2 separate regions of the Homo sapiens genome follow, and region 1 is linked to region 2. Evidence: read pairs that join two places in POLR2A ChIA-PET (ENCODE). Cell type or tissue: HepG2. All regions are shown on one strand. Each heading gives the region's core, and the rest is flanking DNA. Links, peaks and the distances in the headings are about the cores only.

The links. ChIA-PET counts read pairs that join two places held together with the same protein. Peaks named below come from ENCODE experiments on the same cell type or tissue, not always from the same donor. Only the 100,000 strongest peaks of a DNase experiment are listed, where the experiment ranks them.
Region 1: POLR2A ChIA-PET joins it to region 2 with 5 read pairs; 3 of 35 experiments call an interaction of 5 or more read pairs at or near these places.

The regions. Positions count from the first base shown.
Region 1 is chr6:3,697,276-3,700,091 of GRCh38, forward strand. All of the region lies in intron 1 of LOC100507336 (a long non-coding RNA gene), which reads right to left. Among named protein-coding and RNA genes, the nearest start is that of PXDC1, 53 kb to the right of the region's middle. In HepG2, for the core only: no CTCF peak of the experiment used is centred there; no DNase peak of the experiment used is centred there.
Region 2 is chr6:3,499,257-3,502,072 of GRCh38, forward strand. No RefSeq gene overlaps it. Among named protein-coding and RNA genes, the nearest start is that of SLC22A23, 44 kb to the left of the region's middle. In HepG2, for the core only: no CTCF peak of the experiment used is centred there; a DNase peak (open chromatin) is centred at 1,585.

The sequences.
Region 1 (2,816 bases), core at 175-2,674, 200 kb after region 2:
CAAAGCCAGGGCCACAGAAGCAGATAAAATAAAGAATCAAGACCTGTATCTGAACACTTAGAACCCCTACATTCTGCTCTAGAAAGAGAGGGGAAGTACTGAGTGCTCTGAATTTGTCCTGTCTCCCATTGCCACACAGGACACCATCATCCTCCCACTTCACGCTTTGCTGTTTTCATGACTAGACATCAGTTTTTTCTTTGACTTGGCCATGAGCAGGGGATGATGGAAATATGAACTGAGCCTTTCAGGTGTTAATTTCTTTTAGAGAGCCTGAATTCCTCCCCTCGGAGCCTCTCCTCTTTCCCTTCTCTGGTCTAGTGATGCTCAGTAGGGACTAGGGCTTGTCTTCCTACCCCCCTGTCTACTAGGCACCAGCACTCTAACAAAAAAATATTTTAAGCCCTTCTCAGACTGCTAAACATGAGAGACAAATCTTACCACATTTTGTATTTTTGGCCCTTTTCCCTTAATTTAGCAATGAGTTCACACCCCCCTACTGCAGTTGAATGTTGAGTCATCCATTCCACTCATGCCCTTTTCCCAGACTTCATAAGACTCATGCTGCAGAGAGGCTTCCATGGAGCCAGGGCAGGCCTAGGTGATTCTACAAACCTTCCCAGCGGTGCCTTCCCAGCAGTTACTGAGATGATGTGAGAGACATGCTGGAAACATTTAAGGCCATAGAGCATGTAAGGCCTTCTACACTGTCCCAATATAACTTTCTAGTCTTTAATTTTCCCCACTGACAGAGCAGGAGCATCGCCATCTTAGACAAGCACCACCATTTTAAAGTTACCCTTGATCAAAAACCACCTAAATCCAAAATGCATCAGCCTAATGGCTAAGGTCAGCATGACCATAAACCACAAATGACACCTCTGACCAGAAACATTCCAACCCTAAGATTAAACCCCTCCCTGACCAGAGACATGCCAGCCCTGAGATAATCTCCCCCCTGCCGGAGAGACGTCAGCCCCAAGATAACCTCGCCTCCGACCAGAGACATTCCAACCCCACAATAAACTTCTCCACACAGAAATATTCCAAGCCTGTGATAAGCTCTTTCACCCTAAAACCAATAAATACTCCTACTCTGTAAGAGAGTGCTCCTGACCAAAATCAGCCAGATGCCCCTCTCAGGTTTATTCTCCAAAATAAACCTGTCTTTGACTGTTGAGCCGCTTTTCCTGTTTCTTTTCTCTTTCTTTAACTCTTACACCCATTATTCGAATATTCTAATCAGATCTATCAATCAAAGCAAATACTACTTGCCAAGAATTGAGCTACATGCTAAGGTTACAGTGGAGCAAAAACAACAAAGTCCCTTTCTTCTTGAAGCTTATAGTCTATTGGATAAATACATATTAAATATTTAACTGCAAAAACAATGTATTTCAGCCATGAAAAGTGCTGTAAGAACTGTAATATAATTTAAAAATATATATATATAGCCTTTGTCCTTAGTTGGTACAGAGCTTCAAAAACCCTTGGAGTTTTGTGAATGATACGAATGTCTTTGTGATGCTAATGAGGTGATGCCCAGTGGGCCCCTACATAGCCTCAGTATGGGGGCTGGCCACCAGTAAGACTAACCATGTGATTATAGGGTTGCACTTCCAGCTGCCCAACCTCCAGGGAATGGAGGCCTCAAGATTGAATTCAACTATGTGGCCAATTATTCAATCTATCATGCTTACATCATGAAACACCAATAAAAACTCTAGACACCAAAGCTCATTGGAACTTTCTGGTTGGTGAAGATGGTATTGAATAAATGGACTTGCTGCCTGACACACATGGGAAGCCAATACTGTGGCACTAGCTTTTGAGAAAAGAAAGGCTTTATTGCAAGACCAGCCAGCAAGGAGACAGGAGATGCAGTTCATATCTATCTGACTGATTTGGGATCTGGGGCAAGTTCTAAGGGTTGGGAGGGCAAGAGAAAGGATTTAGGAATGTTGACTTGGCAGAGTCTGATGGGAGAACTTCAAACAAACCATTTACAGTAAGGATTTTAGTCCCAGATCTTCTGGGCCAACAGATCCCTTTTGAAAGAGCTCCAGCATTCAGGTTCCAGTCATTTCCCAGTCTTTTGGTTCCCCAGAGACGAATCCTTGTACCAGGTGTTGTTAAAGGTCAAACCTTTTTCTATTGCGCATGCCTGGCCTATGTGACTTGAAGTTTTCACTCTGTTATGCCTACAAGGTGACTTGGCGTCCTGTTATCAACAGAATAGGCCTACTTTGGGCTGGTGCTATGGTCACAAACACAGTAATGTGCTGGGAGGAAGAAGCACCTGGATTCCATGGAGAGGGCTTGGGTGCTCTGTCCTCCCCACCCCATCCTATGCATCTTTATTTGGCTGTTCCTCATCAGTATCCTTTGTAACAAAACTGTAATTATAAGCACAGAGCTTTCCTGATTTCTGTGAGTCACTCTAGTGAACTGTTGACACTGAGTTGGGGACTGTGGGAACCCCTGAATTTGTAGCCAAGTCAGGTAGAAGTGCAAGTGGCCTGGGACCCCCAAAGTGTACCTGTCATCTGAAATGGGTACAGTCTTATTGGGGCTGTGCCCTTTAATTTGGGGGCTCTGCACTAACTTTAAGATAGTATCAGAATTGAACTAATTGTGGAACACCCAGCTGGTGTCAGAGCATTAGTGCCAGAATGTAAGGGCATATAACAAGGGGGCTGTCCAGATGGAGGGATCAGGGAAGGCTTGAGGAGTGGCATTTAGGCTGAGACCCACTGATGAGCTTGAGAGGCTGGGGAATACATCTCTCTTCCATCCCCTTCACGCCTCTTCATTCC
Region 2 (2,816 bases), core at 274-2,773:
CCCTGGGGTGATTGGGGCAGTGGGTGAGAGCCTGAAAATGGAGGTTGTTGGAGGTGTGAACTCTGGCTTGGTTGGTTGGTTTGTATTTGAAAAGCAAGCCCCTGAGAGGAAGCTGTTCCCCAAGGAAGGGGAGAGCAACAAGGGAAGCAGGAGGCCAAGGCACAGTGACTCGGGCATCTTACTGGGTTGTCCAGTATAAGGCATGTTCAGCATCTCCATGCAGGGCATGTGTTAAAGCATCCAGTTGGCAGAGTCTGGAAACATGGCAAACATGCAAAGCCAAATCACCTCGGGAAACCTTAGCCATAGGAGCCTGGGAGTCTGGGAAGGGTGATTTTTCAGCCTTATGGTCTCTGCCATCTAGAAAGTCTAACCAGAAGAAAATTGGAACTGACAAGGAGCAAGCCAGTCCACCATCAAGCACACACAAATCACACAGTCCACACATATAGAAAACATAGAAACACAAACATAGAAAGAAATTAGAGGTCAAGAGTAAACATTCTAGTCATTCTGATACTTTCTTGCACTGCAATGGGTCCAGGTGCAGGCCTCTCTATGGAGATCACTGTTTAAGATCAGTAATTAAAAACCACATGGCAATGCCTCTGTTAGGACACCCTTATGCACAGCAGAGGGCTTCTCTAGATGTTAAGCCGTTTGGACCCAAACACAGCTTCATAAAGTGGGCCTGCCAGGTGTTATCCCCATTTCTACATGAGGAAACTAAGGCTCAGAGAGGGTACGTTCCTAACGAGCCTGCAGCTTGAGTTCTGGTGTCTTCTTGGCCGCACACTATAGGGTTGCATGAATATTCTAGAAGTCTCTGCAAAAAAACTGTGGTCTTATATCTGGGTTTTAATAATTGCGTATATCTTTGATTCTCTTTCAACTCAAGGCTGAATGCTAAGTAAATAGGAAGAAAACTCTTTTGGAACTTCAGGTAAAATATTATCTAACGCTGTAATTCCATAACACTTCATATATTTGAAAGGCTGTGTGAAGGCAGCCTCTCCTAACTTCTTGATTTGCCTTTCCAATACTAACGAGCACATCAATGGAGGGAGGCAATTTCTGACTTCTGCCATAAAGCAGCCATGGTATCAACTTTCATTACTTCAAGGATGTCCAACCTTTTGGCTTCCCTGGGTCACACTGGAACAAGGAGAATTATCTTGGGCCACACACAAAATACACTAACACTAATGATAGTTGATGAACTAAAAAAAAAAAAAAGTTGCGAAAACATCTCGTAGTGTTTTAAGAAAGTTTACGAGTTTGTGTTGGACTGCATTCAAAGCTGTTCTGGGCTGCATGTGGCCGGTGGGCCATGGGTCAGACAAGCTTGCATTACTTTTCTCAATTCAGAGCTGTGAAAACATGTAAAATACAGAGCCTTAAAATTTTTTAAGTCATGTAAGCAAATTCTAAAATAGAAAACAGTAGAACAGGTTTGGTTCTGTGCTGGGTAGCCTGTTTCTAAACAGATCATGTGTTTTGAAAAAAAAAAATACTCCATAGAGATTTAAAAAAAACAAGTTGAAAGACACCCTGAGGGAACTCGGTGACTCAGACTGCAGACAAATAAATTACACCTTTGGTTCAGACTAATTCTGTGTGCGCTTCTAAAAAAAATATGCAAACAGATGTAAAGAGTTACTTAGGGTTTAATGGGTTTAATGTATTAATCACCATGTTGCAAAACCAGGATACTAAGCTAGCAAATTTAATTGTGGAAAGAGAATCCAATTGCAGTTTTCATTTATCAGGGAAATATTTACCTCCATTTCCATTGGATTTTTATTACACTAATGAATAGTTCTACTTCATTGAGACTTCTGTGTCACTAGAGAAATCAAAATGCTTAGTTTACTTTTCTTTTTTTTCTTTTTTTGAGACGGAGTCTCACTCTGTCGCCCAGGCTGGAGTGCAGAGGTGCGATCTCGGCTCACTGCAAGCTCCGCCTCCCGGGTTCACGCCATTCTCCTGCCTCGGCCTCCCGCGTAGCTGGGACTACAGGCGCCCGCCACCACGCCCGGCTAATTTTTTGTATTTTTAGTAGAGACGGGGTTTCACCGTGTTAGCCAGGATGGTCTCCATCTCCTGACCTCGTGATCCGCCCACCTTGGCCTCCCAAAGTGCTGGGATTACAGACGTGAGCCAACGTGCCCGGCCTACTTTTCACCATGGAATTGGAAAAGAAACATTTGGGAATCAGCTGGAAAAATGACAACTAGCCCAATGGGGAAAACCCACAGGGACTCAGCAGGTTTGTTCATGCTTCCTGTTTATGTGAAGGAGTCCCAGATCACCTCCAAAAGAAATCTGTTTTTAAAAAGGAAGGGGATCCAGTGGGGTATTCTCTGCCAGCCTCCAAAGTTATGGAGATGTGGTCAATGCCGATACAATATAAGCTTAGAATCACAGGGGCAGGAGAACAAGATCATTCTTAGTCAATTAAAAACGTATTCTCTAGATTACTAATCTTTGCTGGATTCCATGGAAGAAAACAATACTTTTCTGTGGCCTCAGAGAGCTTAGGTTTTCATCTGAGTTTACCTAGAAGATTCACCATCCTTGTAAGGGAACAGAAAGAGAGAAAGTAAAAAACAAAAGGATCTCAAGTCTGAGGTTTGACATGTGGTACTCACAGAACATTCCTTTCAGCAGCTGGTGGCCTATTCTTTCTATTGATTAAGAATGTGAAGTTTAAAAAAACAAAATATATCATTCCATTGTCCCCTGGCTTGCTAGTTTCTGATAAGCAGCCCCTTGCCTGAGACTTTGTTCCTCTGTTTAATTTTTTTTTTTATCCC